Regions from separate parts of the Mus musculus genome. Here region 2 is linked to region 1. A link is a loop called in an ENCODE intact Hi-C map of the cell type or tissue named here. Cell type or tissue: left cerebral cortex. All regions are shown on one strand. Links, peaks and the distances in the headings refer to the core of each region. The heading gives the core; the rest is flanking DNA.

The links. A loop is a pair of places that touch in the nucleus more often than their neighbours do. Peaks named below come from ENCODE experiments on the same cell type or tissue, not always from the same donor. Only the 100,000 strongest peaks of a DNase experiment are listed, where the experiment ranks them.
Region 2: it touches region 1 in a loop (5-fold over the local background); 18 of 42 quality-filtered maps call a loop at or near these places.

What each region holds. Positions count from the first base shown.
Region 1 is chr17:50,232,104-50,241,383 of GRCm38, reverse strand. It overlaps Gm41597 (a long non-coding RNA gene), which reads left to right and starts at 4,609. Exons shown (of 2, transcript XR_876869.1): 1 at 4,609-5,035; 2 at 6,106-7,002. It overlaps AY702103 (cDNA sequence AY702103), which reads right to left and starts at 2,176. Exons shown (of 2, transcript NR_131975.1): 1 at 1-2,176. In left cerebral cortex, for the core only: a CTCF peak has its summit at 3,872; DNase peaks (open chromatin) are centred at 3,873 and 4,314.
Region 2 is chr17:49,931,373-49,940,652 of GRCm38, reverse strand. It overlaps the pseudogene Gm19465. Among named protein-coding and RNA genes, the nearest start is that of Gm52302, 98 kb to the left of the region's middle. In left cerebral cortex, for the core only: a CTCF peak has its summit at 4,685 (motif pointing left); a DNase peak (open chromatin) is centred at 4,661.

The DNA.
Region 1 (9,280 bases), core at 802-8,801:
AGTCTTGTCAACATTCCCTGCTCTTGACAAGAAAGAACACCTGTCTTGGAAAGATAATTTTCTGGTAGAGAACACAGTCTTGAAGCTAGATCCTGAGGACCTGGAGGCAGGGATATCTGCAGCCAGCAGGACCTTGGAGGCACCGTCTTGAAAGAACATGCCAGTGGTACAGTCCTACCACTGACATCGGTAGCCGAGTCACAGTGAGATGTGTTCAGGCATAAGTCTTCTGGATCCTGGAAAATAGTCGTGGAAGGGGAATATCTTTTGCTGGTCTGCAGTGATTCTAAATCGCTCAGCTGCCCCTTGTTAAGTTTGAGAGCTTGCCATCTCCCTGGCTTCCATGTTGAGTGCCTAGTCACAGGGCTCCTGCTCCTCCTCTGCCTCCTCCAGTCCCCATACCTCTAGTACTTGGTAACTGGGGTGCCACACTGATCTCCCAAACTGACAGCCCGTGGTAGAGATCTCCAAAGGCCACACCCTTACTCTCCTGGGGCTCATACCTATCCTTGACTAGGTTTGAACCTGGCTCTGGGTTGCCTGTCCAAGATCCAAGAGCCTTATCACTGGGCCAGTCTCTGCCCACAATGCAGTGTGTGGTGCATAGGGAAGTCACATTGTCCTTCTAAACACTTTGGGTGCCTCAGATGGCCAATTGTTGTCATTAGATGGACTCCCTCTCAGGAATTTGAGCTGGCGGGTAGAGGGAGCAGTCTGCATATACTAGAAGCCATTTTTGTCCTCACTTCCTCTTCTGAACTTTTCTGAAAAAGCTCTCCCAGGAAATCATCTCTAGAATCCCAGCAGGTCGGAGAGGGAGTCAGAGGCTGTGGGAAATGGCAAAGCTACAGACCTGTTTGTGTTGGAAAGATGTAGGATTTTGAGGTCTCTGAGAAGCAAGCTCCATCTTTTTGCCTCACCCAAAAGGCATCTTCTTGTAGGAATGAAGGCCCATTGGGAAATATTCTTGCAGGTGGCCCCATCATTCAAGGATCACTGCTTCTGAGCTTCCATATTTGTCTCTGGGTTTTCAGAACTTGTCTCTGAGTTTTCAGGCAGGACCACTGTGTGGTCCACAGCAATTCCTTGACAAGTGCCCACAGGCACCTTAATGGCATTGTAATGGCTCCACTTGCTGCTTGAGTGGTTTTCAGTATACCCTCTAGCTGCTGTTTTCCTGGGGAGACTAGCTGGGGACTTGGTGAGTCACTTCTTGGCTGTCTGACATAGCAACTGTCCACCCGTGTCTCGGAGACAGCCTCTAGATCTTTGCCCAGGGAACCCTCTGGGATCCTGTACAGATCTCTCAGAGATCTTCCTGCAATGTTTGTCAGATCCTTGCAAAGGTCCTTCCAAATCTGGAATATGGCTGGACCCATTGATGAGACAGGCGCTCCTGTGGAGGCTCCTGGGTGGCTTTTATCTGCCAGTGTTGAGGAAGATGGAGCTTCAGGATTAACTTCTGCATGACCCATCTCTGGGAGTTGGTTCTCAGACTTTACCAGATGATATCTGGATCTTGTAGGGCCAGTGGCCCTGGTTGTTGGCCTTTGTGCTTGGATGAGAAGGTGTTCAGGGCCTTGGAACTCAGGAACCATCCAGCTCTGAGGTGTGACAGTGTCCCAAGGGAAGGGTTTCTGGAGACACGGGGGCCCAGGAACCACACATCTTTGAGAGGAAGTCTCCTTCCTCATTGGAGGCTTCCCAGCTCCAGGGAAGGATGTCCCCAGCTGAGCTCAGGAGCCTCAAGCCTACTCCTTCTCTTCCTTTCTTGTCTTCATTGCTTCTTGTCTTCTTCCAATGAGAGAAGAACATGACAGCAGAGCTCATGAAAGGCATTCATTGGTGTGTCCACAGTATGGAAGAATGCATCCTGGAATATTAGTGCCTATGGTTTCAGGAGAGTGCAGAGAGCACTTGCTAATTGGACAAAGTCCAGTGCTTGTATAGGTGTTCTTAGGGCATGGACCTTTCTAGAGTAAGATTTCCAGAGTGAGGATGGCTGGCATCTCAATTTCTGAGCCTGAGGGAGCTCAGGGATTGGTGAGTTTACCTGTTCAGGGATTGGTGGGTTTTGATGTCCAGGGATAGGTGAGTTTCTGTGGGAAGTTCAGGGTTTGGTGGATTTTCCTATTCAGGAATTGGTGGCTTTTATTCAGGCTTTTCACCTAGAATTAGCATAACGTGGGTGGGGCCTGTTGACATGCTGGAGATGACCCTTCTGACAGTTATGACAGTTAGTGGGGTTCTGGGGGAGGGGCCTGGCTGCTGGAGAGCCTCAGTCTCAGCCAGGACCATTTTCTGAGTTGAGGTTTACAAACTTTATAAAGTGTACAGAGTTTACAAAATATATAGAGTTTGCAAAGGGAGTCCAGGGCAGGAAAGCCATTCCTGGCACTTGAGTGGCCTGCATATCTAACCCAGGTGTTGTCATGAACCCCTTTTTAAAGTGTTGTTCCAGCTGCTCTCAGAGCTCTGGGTAATCTTGACAACATTCCCTTCTCTTGACAAGAAAGAACACCTGTCCTGGAAAGATGATTTGCTGGTAGAGGACACAGTCTTGAAGCTAGATTCTGAGGACCTGGAGGCAGGGATATCTGCAGCCAGCAGGACCTTGGAGGCACCGTCTTGAACAAACACACTAGTGGTACAGTCCTACCACTGACATTGGTAGCTGAGTCACAGTGAGCTGTGCACAGACCTACATCTTCTAGATCCTGGAGAATCGTTCTAGAATTGGACTACCCTTTGCAGGAAGTCTAAATCTCTCAGATGTCCCTTGCTAATTTGAGAGCTTGCCATCTCCCTGGCTTCCATGTTGAGTGCCCAGTCACAGGGCTCCTGCTGCTTTGCTTCCTCCAGTCCCCAGTACCTCTACTACTTGGTGACTGGGATACCATGCTGCTCTCCCAAACTGACAGCCCACGGCAGAGATCTCCAAAGGCCACACCCTCTCGCTCCTGGGTCTTATACACACCCTTGGCTTTGGCAAACAGGACGATGAGACCACATTTGCTGGCAATTGGCAGCTGAAGGACGACACCCTGAAAGAAGATGTGTTGTCTGTTCCACCACGGTCCCCACAGTTCCACATCATCTCTCCAGCTTTAAGGAGACCCCACCTTCCCTGCTGTGGCTTTCCAAAGCATCCAGAAGCACGCTTGCCGGCCCAGGAGTGTCCCAAATGGTGGGATAAAGTAGAGGAAGCATTTTAGCGCTTCTTACTGCTACATCAGTAATTCTTGACACCCAACCCCCTTTCAGATTCTCTCTTCCTCCTCCCTCTCAGCAACACACAAGGAAGGCGTGTGTCTCAGCTGGCAGGCTGCTTGCACAATACACACCGGAAGCTCTGGGTTCCACCCCAGCACCTTGTACAGAAGAGTGTGGTGGAGCACACCTATGTGGTCCCAGTCCTGGAGGCAGAAGGGTCAGAAGTTCAAGGTCAGTTTCAGCTATACAAGGATTTCAAAGTCAGCCTGGGTTACTAAGATCCTACCTTTAAAAAAAAATCAAATAAAAAAATACATGACAGTCACGATGGTTCACAGGGTGACCATGCTTGCCTCAAGTCAAGTGACCTGATCTCTGGGACCCAAGTGGGGGAAGGGGAGAACCAACTCTAACAAGGCGTCTTCTAACATCCACGAGTTGTCCTACACACACACACACACACACACACACACACACACACAGCGGATGTTTAAAAGTAAAGCATTAGAAATTCCATTTAGCGGAGGAGTCTGCCTTTGAGAGTGGGTGACCCTTCAGCACCAGGTTAGCATCCTACAACTTGAGGCTGGTATCTCACTCATCCCGCAGGAGGCAGCCCGGGAGGATGCAACAACGCTGTGTAATCTACCTCATCCCCGTTAGGTGGCGCCGTAAGCCAACAAAGCTGCCCAGCTCAAGCCAACAAAGATGTCCAGGACAATGCCTCTGAAAATCGGTTTTCTTCCATTATTACAGGCTTTTTAGTCAAAATGGTTCCCTCGCCTTTCTTTGCTTCTTTCTTCTTTATCAGAAAGGGTCTTTCAGTGTGAAATACAGCGTGGGTTTGGTGCCAGGTGGAAAAGGAAATGTGTCTTAATCCCTCGCCTCGGAAGAAAAAGTGTTTGTTCATCACAATTGACATCTGGTCAATTTTCAATTAAGTAAGCAAGCAATAATAATGACGCGATGCTTCATTTGCTCCAGAAGCCAGGCAGGCACCAATCAGCTGCTCTATCCAAGGAGGAATTAAACAGGCACCCCCAGCCCCTGCTCTACCCAAAGCCCCAGCCGCAGACAAGCAGAGAAGGCCGGAGGACACATTCAGGGAGCAAAGGTTTCTGCTTCAAATTCAAGCAAATTGGCTGGGCACAGCAGGGAGGACAGCTCTGACAGCTCCATTGTGTCAGCCTCTGGCCTGAGACTGAAGGAGGCCAGGCTTGTCCCCATCAGCCCTAGGGTTCTGCCATGGATGGAAAGGAGTGAGGTGCTTGGTGCCAGAGACTAGAGTTTTAACCACCTGGATGCTCTGTACAAAGCTATTCTTAACTCAAAATGCATTAAAATAAAAAAATAAAATAAAATAAAACAACTTTGTTTCCCACTGGCAAGGAATATTGAACCAATCTTTACAGTGTTGCCGCTTGCAATCTATTCATGCCTGGTTATTACAGAAAATGAGAACACACAGCTTGAGTAGAGACCACCAAGTGTGAAAGGGAAGGCTGGCCAGCAAAGCCAGACGACCCAGCTGTCCGATGTGCTTGTGACGTTGTGATCTCTGGAGACACAGACATTGGCAGATAGGCCTTCAGTCCCCAACCCATCCTGACGCCTAGAGAAAGCCTAGGTAGTGAGGGCCGTAACCTCGGGGGATGGCTCAGAGTGTCCATCCTTTCTCCAGCCTGCCCCAGAACTTAAGCTGAGCCTTCTGCACACACTGGAGAGCGGGCTTGAGTGTGTGGAAGGGACGGACTACACTCTGAGACACTCAGTAACTAGCATCCCAACTTCTCTTCCTGGCCTTGGATGCTGGCGGCCAAAGGTATTTATCTTGGCAGAATGGCTGTCTGCAGCCTGGCACTAGACTGCCCCAGGCATAGGATGCACTAATGTTCATTGTATGGTGGGGACTTCTCTGTCACTGTATCCCATGTGCATCAGGGACATGGTCTGAGACTACTGAGTCAGCCCACGTGGCTGTCCTGTGCCCCAGGATTCAGAAAGCTCCCATGGGGCAGCTCCTGGTCTCAGGCTTCTTCTGCACTGGCTGCTTTGGTGGCCTGGGGCCGGGGGCGGCTGGGCTGGGCTGGGCTGGGCTGGGCTGGGCTGGGCTGGGCTGGGCTGGGCTGGGCGTAAACTCTCCTTTGATCAGGCTGGTTGGTGTTATAGCTTGTTGCTGTTAGCTTAGACTTCTGTTTATCACAGGACAGAAAAGATGCTCACACCTCTCTCTCTCTCTCTCTCTCTCTCTCTCTCTCTCTCTCTCTCTCACTCAGGAGTCATCTTCACCTTCTGAAATATAGTCTCTCTCATTTCAATGTTCTCTTCCTTCTGTCATAGAACATACTAATTGGTTGAATGTGCAATGGAGATGCATACATCTTTTGTTTGTAAGTTGAAAGCACCCTTCTGGCTTCCAAAGCATGTTTTATTTATTAAAGAATAGTCAGAAATTTAAAGCCAGTGGGATTATAAAATTAGACCCTTTCTTAGAACAAAACAAAAACAAAGACTTGTCAGGAAACACAAGGACCAGAGGAAGCTGGGGGTGGGGGGCACGGGGGTGGAGGTCAGGTGAGGCCAGGAGGGAGTTCTTAAAATCCCAGATGCCCAAAGGAAAACAGAGCTTTTTTTGTTTTTGTTTTTGTTTTTTTGTTTTGTTTTGTTTCATGTTGCGAAGTATGATCTTTACAAATTTGGTAGCATGCACATCACTTTTTATTCCTATATCATTTTCCTCTGAATAAATAAAAACTATTTCCCCCTCTCTCTTTTCTTTCCTTCCTTCCTTCCTTCCTTCCTCCCTCCCTCCCTCCCTCCCTCCCTTCTCTCTCTCTCTCTCTCTCTCTCTCTCTCTCTCTCTCTCTCTCTCTTTCTTTTCTTTCTTTCCAGGGTCTCACTTATAGCCTTGCTGCGAACACCAGGCTGGCTTGGAACTCACAGAGATCACCATCCTCTGCTTCCAGATTGCCTCTGCTTCTACAGGCCTGTGCTACCATGCCCTGCTTTGGGAAATGCACTGCAGTACCACTGTTCAATGGCTACGGGATGCTATCCCGTTCTGTGACCACAGAATTACATTTCTTCAATCTGTATTTGTTCAAATCACAAACACCCACACAACTTTCGCCTGTATACTTCATTTTCTTCAGACAAATTTTCAAATATGAAATCTCTATATTGACACCCAGGAACAAACAGACTTTAATACCTGTTGCCAAGGCCCCACCTAGAAAAGTTCTACCAAATTGGGGTGACAAGTGCCCATTTTCCTGAATTCTCCCAGAGTTTTATAACTTTTGATGCATTTTAATTTGATATCAACCATCATAGTTTATATTTTTAACCACTAAGAGAGTTATTGGTAAGTTTCTTCCTGTATTAGTTTTGGATAGTTTTATCGGGCTCAGTGCAATGCAGGGGACACCTGTCCCTTATGAAAGCGGGGCGTGACATCTGGCCAGCTATGTACATGGCGGCAGCAGCTGGGGTTATGGCTTGTTCAAATCTGAAGGATCAGGAAGCAGAGACCCCGGGCTGGAAATGGTGGCAGGTCTAATCTTTAGAGCCTACTTCTGGAAGCCTAGACCTATCAGCTGTGCCTTGCATTCAAAAGATTTCATGACCTCCCAAGGCACCACCAAGAACCAGACCTATAACCCTGTATAGTGTGATGTTTCACTTTAAACCTCAACATTGTTCTTGTAATAGTTTTCTGTTCATGAATTTGTTTTATCTTTTTGTATTGATATCATTATGTTACTATTGGTTTAAAATGCTCTTTATGCATTTTGGATATTGTCTTATTCTGTTTTCTGTTGGTACAACAAACTATGAGACCAAGCAATTTAGAAAGAATAGTTTCTTTGGCTTATGGTTTTGGAAGCTGAGAGAAGCTCAAGAGAGCAGTGTGAGCCTCTCCTCACTGTCTGGTGGGCAGCAGGCCTTTCTGCTGCATCTCGGCCTGGCAGACAGCGGCGAACACTCGGTGAGTGCAGGTCTCAGGGTCTTCTTCCCACAGAGTCCAATACCATCGTGGAGTCCTCTCCTCACCTCCAACTTCACCATAGTTGCCATGGCAGGCCCACTTCAAATATGGCTGGCACATGACCAGAGACTGAAGCTCCAGTCAGAACTGGAGGACATGTTTGAGTCACATAAGATATTAACTATTGTCATTATATATACTAAAGCTTTCTCCATTTTTTGACTCCAATTTTGTTTTTTTAAATAAATATATTTAATAAGTGAAGATATTAATTATTAAAAGAAAATAGTAGAAATAACACCCAATGTTCCATATCGCCAGTCAAATGGAATCAAAAAGAGCATATTTTTGAATCATGCCATTAACAAAATAGAAAAATTGTAATAGATTTTGACAATTCAAGTAAACATGACAAGTTAATGTATATAATACAGAGAGTTTCTCATAGCTCCATTTTGCACACATTTTCAATTTTCTTAAGCAGAATTTTCGTTCTAAATTTTTGAATGTAGCAATGATTTTCTGTTCATTTCTGTCTTTGGAGTCACATTTTTCCATACTCCGTTTTGATAAATATTTACTTGTATTTTGTTGAGTCTGCTCTTTGAGTTTGTCACTTTTGCCTCAAACCCACGTGTTCCCTGTTTTCAGCACATGTTGCTTCCCACGAGCTCACCCTATGCAGTCGATCAGTCCAATCTTTCCCCTTAACATTTGTAAATATCAGTCTTTGTACTTGGTAAATTCTGATTTCTACATTTGGGGCCCAAAGTTTCTAAGTTTAGTCATTTTGAAATGTATTTTACTACCTAGTAGGCCTGCCCCCGGAATTTTCTAGATATCTGTCATCTTTCTTCCTCTTGTGAGCATATTCTTCCGGGGGAGCATCACAGCTCAGTTGCTGCATCAGAGGTCTCCAAATGAATGAGACTCACAGGTAGATTCAGAAGTGGTGGCAACCGAGCATTGCTGAGCCGCCACATTGAGGTGCTTGGTGTCCCCTTCCTCGTCCAGCGCCTTGGTCCTCTCATGTGATTATGTTGTGACTTTCCTAGATGGAATATGTTCTTCCTCCTGTTTTCTAACTTCTCCGGGCTGCCTGTTACTCCGTTGTGTGTCATTTTCCTTGATCCATTCATCAGTGCACGGACAAATCCCCGAGTGGCGGTTTGCCAATAGTGCTGCTGTGAGCATATGTGTACAAGCTTGGGCTACTGAGTCCCAGGAAAGCACCTGGGATGGCTGGACCACACCAGAATTCTGGGCTCAATCATCTGAGGAGACATCAGTTGTTCCCTGTGACAACCAAATCACACCGCACTCGCGCCAGCCAAATGCAAGCTACTGGTTCTTCACAGCTCACTGGCGTGTTATTTTCTGGATTAGAAAAGAAAAAATATTTTTTAAATAATTTAATCATTTATTTGTTGTGCAATTTGGCCACTTTTCTTACTACTGAGGCAAAATATGTGACAGAAGACAATTCATGAAGAAAGGGTTTATTCCAGCACAGTTTGAAAATAGTCCACCACAGTAGGAAGGTGAACTGGGAAGGAAAGCAGCTGTCACATTGCACCTACAGTCAGGGAGGAACAGAAAAAATGCCGGGGCTCAGTTTGGCTTCTCCTTTTCTTGTCTTTGGATCCAGGCCCATAAAATGACAACACTCACATTTAAGGTGAGTTTCTTTCTTAACCCAGTCTGCAAACTTGACAATCAAGAGTAGTCATCACTCCAAGATGAGTTTGTATGTGTGTGAGTCTGTCTGTGGTGTGTGTGTCTGTGTGAGTGATGTATAGTATGTCTGTGTGTGATGTGTGTATGTGTGTGTCTCTATGTGTATGTGTATGTGTGTGAGACAGAGTATGAGACTGTGTGTGTGTGTGTGTGAGTGTGTGTAAGTGTGTGACAGAGTGTGAGACTGTGTGTGTCTATGTGTGTGATGTATAGTACGTCTCTGTGTGGTGTGTGTGTGTGTGTGTGTCTCTATGTGTATGTGTCTGTGTGTGAGACAGAGTATGAGACTGTGTGTGTGTGAGTGTGTGACAGAGTGTGAGACTGTGTGTGTGTGTGTGTGTC
Region 2 (9,280 bases), core at 897-8,896, 300 kb after region 1:
TTGGCCTGGGCTCAGGGTAGGGAGTTTTGGAGCAAGAGGCTGAGCAGGCTGCCCTGCCATTTCACAGAGCAGCCTCCTGGGCAGAGACCCTGGTGGCTCCTCACTCTCATGGTCATTGGCTATGCCATGTGTGCCCTCCGTGGAGGCGGGCTGGATCCTTTGCTCCTACTTTCAGAGTGTCCATATTTAGAGAATGCTGCATTGGGTAACTTTCTTGTTTTTGAGACATCTTCTGATGTAGACCTGTCCTTGAATTCACAGACCTCCTGCCCCTGCCTTGTTAAAACACTGCGATGACAGGGCTAAACCACATATCCATGTTCAGCTGTAGAATCTCAGGTCCACCCTCAGACTGTGGGAAAACCCTGAAAGTTTTCAAAGAAAATAGCCATGGTATATGATCTTAAGCACCAGAGGGACCAAGAATATGGAGGGTGTGGGACTCCCTGAATGCTAGGCCTCTTTACATTGTATGGATAGGAACCCTTCAGGGCTGTGCACTTGTCAACCTGTGCAGTCTTGGGCAACAGTCCTAGTCTGGCAGGAGAAAGAGTGGGAAAAGAGCAGAGAAAGAAGTCTTCAGGACTGTCTCCTGAAGTGGGTGGGGCAAGCCTGATTCTCCAAAATGCTGGCTGCAGCTCACACAGGTTCCCACTGAGAGGGCAGAGATAAGCATTGACCCAGTTGGAAGAATTCTTCCAAGTCCCTTCTTCCTGAGTTGTGAAAAACCAGGTTGTGATAGCGGGGTCCCCAGTATGAAACCCCCCTCTCAGGGGAGAAGAAGACTAAGGCAGAGGACTGTAAACCCAGAAGCTAGAAGGCAGTGATATGGCTCCCAGCAAGCCCCCAGCTGGACCCTTTACAATTAGAGACACAGAGGCCAAGAGAAGGTTCTAGAACTAGTGCAAATTGTGAGAACAAACAGATTAGAAGTTCACTGAGATGTCTCAGGCAAATGGCTTGGCCTCTCTGAATTTCAGCTTCTTTTTTTTTTTTTTTTGATAAAATGGGGCTACCCTTCTCTGGGTATCTTGTGAGTGGCTTGTCATATTGTCAGAGCCTTGTCTCAAGTCCACTGAAGGAATTTGGGGAGGGCTCTGTTGTATTGTGTGGGACCAAAAAAGGCAGTCTGTGTTCTGGTCAAGTGAGGTTTACTCCGGAGACCCGGTAGGAAATCCTACAAGGGACGGAACAGTGAGCTACACCCCCAGACACAGACGCCTGACACCATGAGTCCTCAACTCCATCATTCTGTGGCCATCAGTCACGTAGGCTGTCCAGACTCCACCCCCACAGTTTCCTGGCAACAACAACTGTGCTCCGCCCCACAGTTACCCTGCAACAACAGGGTAGCCCATCCCACTATAAAAAGAACTGCTTAGCCCTCCTCTCTTGCTTCTCTTGCTTTCTCTCTAGCCCTCTTGCTCCCTCTCTCCTACTCCACTCTCCCCTCTCTCCATGTGACCATGGCCGCCCTCTGCCTCTTTACTCTTCTCTCTCTCTCTCTGCTTTTCTACAATAAAGCTCTAAAACCATGGACTGTGTCTGCTCATCGAGATCTGTTATGCTGGAGTAATGGAGCAGGCTTCCCTAACCTCCTGCCTGAAGGCCTTCCTGCCCTCCAGCCACTGCTGCCAGTCAACCCAAGCAGGCCAACGAGCTCACCGCTCACCGCCTGAGCTAGCCAGACTCTCTTGTCCCCAAGATAACCTGCTAGAGCTCTCTTCCTACCCTTTCCCCCTCGGCCCCCACACCAGAGTTTGCCTGAGGGCCTGTTCTCAGCTCTTCTGCAACATACCATGGCCTGGGATGTCTGAGAGCAAGAACCTGTCGTCCCTGGCTCCATGTGGTCCAGGAACCCCAAAACCCCCAAACCGTCTCTTCCATGGTACCGAGCAGTCTATGGTGCCCGAGAGTCAGAGCTGAGAATATGCCTTCTTCCCCCGACCCCAGCGGGGTCCTGCGGCCTGTGAGGCTCCACACCCGTTCTGGGATGTTTCCGTGGGGTCCCATGGCAGTCTCCTTGAGCTCTGGTGGGACTCAGGTCTCCCCCATCCCTTTATTTCCCCATACCCAGCACTCCACTGAGCCAAATTGTCTCCATCTTTATCAGATCAGCTGGACTCATGTGCAAAGTTGGTCACAACTGGGCTTGTGGAATGCTCTGTTGACCCTCCCGCTCAGAAGGAGGAGGTAGGGAGAGTCTGAATATCCAGCAATTCCTCCCAGCTCTGCCCTAAGTGCACGTGGTCTGGGGTCTTGAGGAAGGTGAGGGTATATAGGCTGGGAAGGACTAGGGGAGGGGGCTCCATCTATGAAACTATGGGGAAGTCACTACCCATGCCGGGTGAAAACCTTCTATTGCAGATACTTTACCCAAGCTCCTGTCTGCGACCCTTCACCGAGGCTCTGTAAGTAAACTCAGTATATTCGTGGATGTATTGGAAGCAAACATTTTGGTTTGTCATTGGAGGTCTTAGAAAGAGTAGGGAGAGCTGTCTAGTTCCCCATATCCCACCCCAAGAGAAAATTCTCACGACAGGCCTTCTCCTTCTCCTCCCCAGTCCAGGGTCATGGTCTAATGGAGGGTGTGGTGTCCCCAAGGCTGCCCTCCCTCCTCTGTAGAGAAGGAACATGTGGCCTTCAGTCTTAGCTCTTTTCGGGGATAGCAGGAGAGTGAGAGACACAGAGACACAGAGAGACAGAAAGACACAGAGACACAGACACAGAGACACACAGAGACAGACACAGAGAGACAGAGAGACAGAGAGACAGAAAGACACAGAGACACAGACATAGACACAGAGAGAGACAGAGAGAGACAGACAGAGACACAGAGACAGAGACTCAGAGAGGGATGCTGAGGCATCCAGGGCTACTGTCCCTCCAGTCCCACCTTCTGAATACTTATGCTGTCTCGTGTCCAGTTGCCTCAGGGTGCCTGCCATGGCTCTAAGTCATAGCACTGATGGACCCTATTTGGGGCCTTCTTGGAAGGCTTAGAGTTTGGCTGTTGTTTTCCCCCTGAGGTCCAAGGGAGACAAGGTGTTTTAAGCCCCCTGACTGTTCCACCTCGGTCCTCGCCTAGAGCAGAGGAATAGGATGCATGAGGGAGGCTCAAAGGCTTTGTGTCCCTCTAGGGGACCAGTTGACCCCATAGCTATGGAGGACAGCTCCACACTGACGGGAAAGACCCGAGAGATCATAACCCACCCGGCTGGGAAAGGCCAGAGCCTACTTAGGCTACAAGCTGTGTCCCAGGCCCACCAAGCCACCCCCCATGAAAGACCAGTCAGTCACCTGTGGTGAGTTCTCAGGCAGGTGAGTTCCCACCCGACCAGCTCCCCTACCCTAGCCACTCATGTGATGGCTGAAGCCCACAGTGCTGAGCATGACAAAGGTGAAGTAGAAGCTCTCCTCGTAGCTCCAGCCTTCCATGTGGGAGAAGAGAAGTGGAGGCAGCAGCATGAAGGACTGGAGGTCAGAGAGCAGCGCAGCAGGGCCTGCCAGCCTCCTTGCCTGCAGGGTCCTGGAACACACAGCATCGGCCTGAGGCTCTGTCGAGCACAGTGAGAAACAGATGCCCTTGTGCCCAACCTCTCCAGCTTGTGTCCCCTCATGTTTCCTGCCAAAAGCTTGGGGTGGCTTTGACTCCTCCCATCCTCACCCTCACCATGGACATGATCACAGACCCCGTCCTGGGCTTTGCTCCCCCAACCTCACCACCAGCCTCCCATTCCTCTCCCTTCTGCTCCCAAACTCCATTTCCACCACAGTTTCCCAGCTGGAAGCGATTCATCCAGGTTTGTGGCCACTGCCTCAGCTGTTAGCTGCTCCCCAGCTGGTGGGCACATTGGTGCACCCCACACTACATAAGGTGGCCCAGCTGATGGAGTGCTAGCAGGCAGCCAGGCTCCGGTTGCATCCTCTGATGCAGGAGAGAGGGGTATTTGAGGGGACACCTCCTTCATCTCTGGGCATGGCCACCCTGGTCATTTCACTTCCATGCTGGAGGTGGCAGCTGCTGCCTAGCCAGGCCTGATGACTAGACAGAGCAAGGCTGGCACATCAGGTTGCTGTTGGGCTCTGGAGTTCTTATCCATTCTGGCTCCACTTCTTGGACTCTGACTCCTGCAAGGCTTTGGGAACTTGGGCAAGGCTTAATCTTTCTGAGCCAGTTTGCTTAACTTTAAAATGGGCTCCAGACCTGTCATGGGGGAGGGGGTGATGAGAGGCCACAGTGGGGGCCACACTGTCGGTGGGAATGCCAATCCCTGAGCATCCAGTGGGTACCAGGCTGAATGAATGGAATGAATGGACCAATGAATCAAGACGGAAGGTTGCCATATGATCTCTCTCCCTCCCTCCCTCCCCCCCTCTCATTTCCCTTTCCATTCTTGCTTTGTTTTATTTGTCTTAAACCAGGCTTTTATCTAGGCTGGCCTCAAACTTTTTTTAATGTAACCTGTTTTTTTAACCCCCTGTCTCCACCTCTCAAGCGCTGAGATCACAAAGTGATGGTCTGAATAAGTGGGATGCTAGGGAGGTGTTCGAGAGTGAGCCTTGTATTGGAGTGCTGGAAAGACAAGGCAAGGATATAACGATGCTGGTTCCTGAAGGGGAAAGAGGCAGTCGTGGTGGAGCCTAAGTCATCAGCAGTGTGAGCCTGCCACCTGGTGGTAAGTCCTGGGTCATGCAGGCAAGACTGAGGGCAAGGGCTTTTGGGTTGGTTCCTGAAATCCAGGGCTGCAGGGATCCTGGGTTTCTGTCCACACTATTTCCACACAACAGTCTTAAATGCTTTTAAGACAGGCTCCACATCACCCTGGCTCTGGAGGGGAAATGGGTCCAGAGGACAGTGTTAGGGGCCAAGGGATGCTGATGCACTGTGAGAGTTTTCAGGGACAGGTGGGATGACCAAAGTCCACCAGTGCATCAGCCCCCAAACTTGAATATGCACACAGCTCCCCTGGTGTCTGGGGAAGTGCAGAGCCAGGTCCATGTGTCCTGAGGCTGCTTGTAAGAGGCTTGGGGTGTGCTACAGGTGTCACACCCTGTCATACACTCTGGGATGCAATCACTGGAACTATTGTCCCTCAGGGTAAGGCCACCTCCAAAGTTCCAGCAGCTTGTCCCATGCTGCCCTCACCAACGGCAATGATGGTGGGCACGGAAAAGAAGGAAGAGCCTACAAACTCCCAGCCTGTGTATTTCTCAGGAGGTAGGTCCCATCTTTATATGCTTGGGTGATGTCCTGGGGGAGGTGATGCAGTGACCCACAGGATCTTGAGAGAGGAGGATGGGCCCCTGCCCCCTCTCCCATGTCTGTGCTATACCTACAACCACACTCTTGTTGTATAGACAGTTTCTCCAAAGAGATAAACTTCCTCCTGGCGGAAGGAGAAAAGCTCCGAGACTTCCAGGCTCAGGAAACTCAGGAGGGCACAGGATTCACAAACCCAGTCCCCAAAGTTAAATCTCACAGTAACAACTGCTGGGGAGAGCCATCAATAGAGCTCTAGGGATGTGAGGTGTCACCCATAATGGGATGGACTTTTCAGTGATGCCGCTGCCTTTGAACCATCCACATTCCTATTAGTAACTCCAATAAACCCCCTTGGTTCCTCCAGCTAGAAGTGAGTGGGATTGTTTCTTTGGTCAATTAATCCCTGGTGCCCTATCTGACTTGAAGAGAATTTTTCATGTGTCCCCAGGAAAACTTAACACAATATCTCATCCTTTATTCCAAGTCTATTTGGGGCAGGGAGTCTCTACTTTTTCTACTAATCAAGGGCTTCCCAGAGGAAGATATCATGGGGATAAGTCCTTCTCCAGCTTATCCCGGAGTCAGGTCAGAGTGGCTTAACTGTCTAGCTCAGCCCTAATCTCACAGGACGCAATAGGCTGCTGTTGCCGGAGGATGACAGAGCTATGACCTCAGCCTTCAGTGGAACACGGGAGAACTGAATTACCTCTGCTCTGGGACCACCAAGACTGTTTCTGGTCCAAAGGAGGCTGTGTTGGGAGGGTTTCAGCTTTTACATGTCTAGTTTTTCTTATCTGCAAAACAAAATACTAACAGTGGGGAATGTTGCTGTCTTGTTAGGGATACCACACTGTGGAAATGCAGAGATGACGGGGCAGAGGCAGGAGACTTTGTGGACAGAGCGACGCTGGGTTTTCTTGGAGGGTTTTCCCACTGAGAAGACATTTAGGAGGACAGAACAACAGCAGCAGAGCCAGGGGAGGTCATACTGTACCTTGGACATAAAATCATAGGATTCTAAGAAATATCCATACAGGTACACAGGTCTATGCAAGCGCAGCCTCCAGGTGATAAAACAGCCTCAGCTCTTGGCTGTGCGTTTAGGCTAAACCTCCCTGAGCCTCGGTTCATCTCTTAGGGGGATGCGGAGGCTAGTGAGGAATGCGCTGGGCAAGGGAAGGGCTGTAAGGGAAGCATTTACTGATGGTGGCCAGACAGTCCCTGCTCTGCCTAGCTCCAGATGCAGCCCAAGTAGCTTCCCCAGTGGTTTGGGCAAACTGCTTTACTCTGGGTCTAGCCTAGACAAACATACTTTCCTCCTTAGAGTCTGGCCATGCCTCCAAGGTATTTGCCCCTCCCCTGACCTTTGAAAGAGGTTGGGTGTGGCCTTTTATCCGTTGCACCTTGTCTCAGCAAGCCCCACCACAGCGGGGTGATCAGACCGAACACAACCCTGTCTCCTCTTGACAGCCTTGTAGCTTGTGACCCATTCTCTATGGCTGTGTTCTGGATGGCTCTTCCCACAGTGATGGTAGTGCCCTTTCACTTCCTTAAAGATGCAGCCCCTCTCCTTGATAGAGTGAGGTCCTCTCCACTGGATCCAGCCCCTCCCGGTGGTTACCTCGCCCCTCCCAACCACATAAGCCATTCTTTCCAAGACTATTGACTCTGCCTCTCTCAGCACTTCAGTATCTGGGGCCAGAGCCCTCCTCATCCCTGCAATGAGCTTCAAGCCTTTTATCCCACCCATTGCTTCTTTCTTTGGCTGGTTTTGCTAGTTCCCTTACCTGGATCGGTAGGTCCAGCATCAAGCCATCTAGACTCTTGGCATTCTGTAGAAGCGCACATTTGTCACACTGGAAGTTGAGACTGAAGTTTCTGAAGGCATGATCTTTCAGTGTCTAGAACACACCGGTGCCTGGTAAGCCAAGTAGGAAAGCAATGGGAGCCTTGAACCTGGCACCTGCCAGTCGCAGGCCCAGCAGGGTGTCTCCGGAGATCATGGAGCCCAGGTGTGCTATGGTGGACAGGAATCAGGAATGGGCAAGAGAGGCCAGGAGGGGCCCTTCTCTAAGCAAGTGCCTGCTGGTGGCCTGTTTCCCCTGCTGAAGAGTTGCAGCAGGGTGCAATAGCCCTATCTACCCTCAAATATCCAAATCCAGGGACAAACTGATAGCTTACTGGAAAGTTGAAGCCAGGGGAAATGAGAGGGTTGCCAGGTAGCCACAGGCCAGGGGAGGGAAGGACCCAGACTCCCTCCCCACTCCCCAGCTCCGAGCCCCAAACACTTCCCCTCAGTGAGAAGACTGTTGAAATCCACAGTGCACAAGAGAAACAGCCAGGTTTATTGTCACAGAGCTCCTGTCTAACTTGTCACACGAGGGACTTCCCCCAAGTGCTTGTTGTACTCAGTGTCACACTAGGTTCCCTTAAAGTACTCAAAGAAAAGAGCCCAGCTGGCTAAGGTAAGTCTGTGTATGAGGGAGGCAGAAACTTGTGAACCCAGATTTATCCTAGCTGCTCTGGAAGACGTCTCTGTGACCCCATTCACCGAGAGCCGAGGCGGGGACCAGCATGTATAGAGCTGATGGAGGGAATTCAGATTTCAGTCCTTTACTGATGTCCTGGGGGTAGAAAATCCTCCGTGGACGTGGGTCCTCCCTAGGGACTCCCCTCAACCTCCTGGATTCTCTCCCCAAATGCTGCAAAGACGGAGATGCTTAGAAACCTTCTTGCAACTGGGGAGAAAGGAAATCTGAGGAAGAATTTGTCTTCTTAAGACTGGCCTGTCCTCCCTTCAGGCCCACAGTGCTGAAATCGGGCAGAAGGACCAGGTGCGGATGTTCCCATGGAGGCCTAGGCCCCAGGGAACTCTTTCTGTAAGGCTTCTGAGATCTGTTGTCCCCTCCTGCTTCTCAGGGGGAGTAATGAGGAACAGGGGTGCCCTGGGGATCAAGGGAGGTCATTTTCAGAAGGTGGTGGGACACCCAGATGATGCCCCGAGGCTTCTTCAGGAATCCACCTTCACTCGTGGCCAAGGAAAGCTGGAGAGTGCTGGCAGGTGGCCTTTGTGTTTAGAGTTCCACAGCTGTGAGCCTACTAAGGACAGTTTTCTGTGTGCACCTAAAGTATCCCTGGGTGTGTGTCCAGGTCCCTTCCTCCAGCCACTGTCCCGAACACTCATTCTCTCCAGGTTTGTCCCTGTCAAGGCTCTAGGGTTGTTGCAATGGGGGCCAACTCAGTCCTTAGAGAGTGAAGATACAGCAAGAGTAGTCCTGGCACACAGTGGGGGTCTGTGGTGTGCCTAGTGTGTAGCAATGAACACAAAAACCAACTCAGCCTTTGGTTGCAGCTCAAGGCTTCCTGAATATGAAGGTGGCATTGGCAGTTTGGCCATCATGATTCATGTTGGGTTTTTCCTGGTCCCCTGTGATGGAACAGGAAAAAGGGCTCTGAGGCCAGCATGCAAACCTCTACCCACTAAGTCTTTGATTTTTTTTCTCTGCACTTCCCTTGAATTATTCTGTAGGCACACCTAGCTCCTTTCTCTGGAGAATTACTGACCACCTGTCTGGGGAGTATATGGGTTGGGAAAGAAGGTAGCATGGGTTTGGGGGGTGGCTGAAACACTTGGGTATCACGCAGAGATGGAGATTCTCTGAGGGCTGGAGTCAGGGTCAGGGGCTGCTTCATCCTTGGGGTCCAGGCCCCCGATGAACATCCAGAGACTGGAACACACCTATGCAGAAGCAGGGACCCCAGGCTGAGGACTACCGCCAGCCACACCGGACTTAGGATGATCCATAAAGCTGCCAAGCTCCGGTACATGGTGATGTGATGCTTGCTGGGGTCTGTACCTGCCAGGGAAGGTGACGGCTTGTGTCTGGGGGCACAGCCACCCTCAGATTCCATAGGGTGCTCTCTCCTACCAGTTGTGGGAAAAGTGAATATCTGAGGATGCCACCAGGAGTCCACAGTGGCCCCAGAAATAACCAATCTCAGCTGCTATCCCCA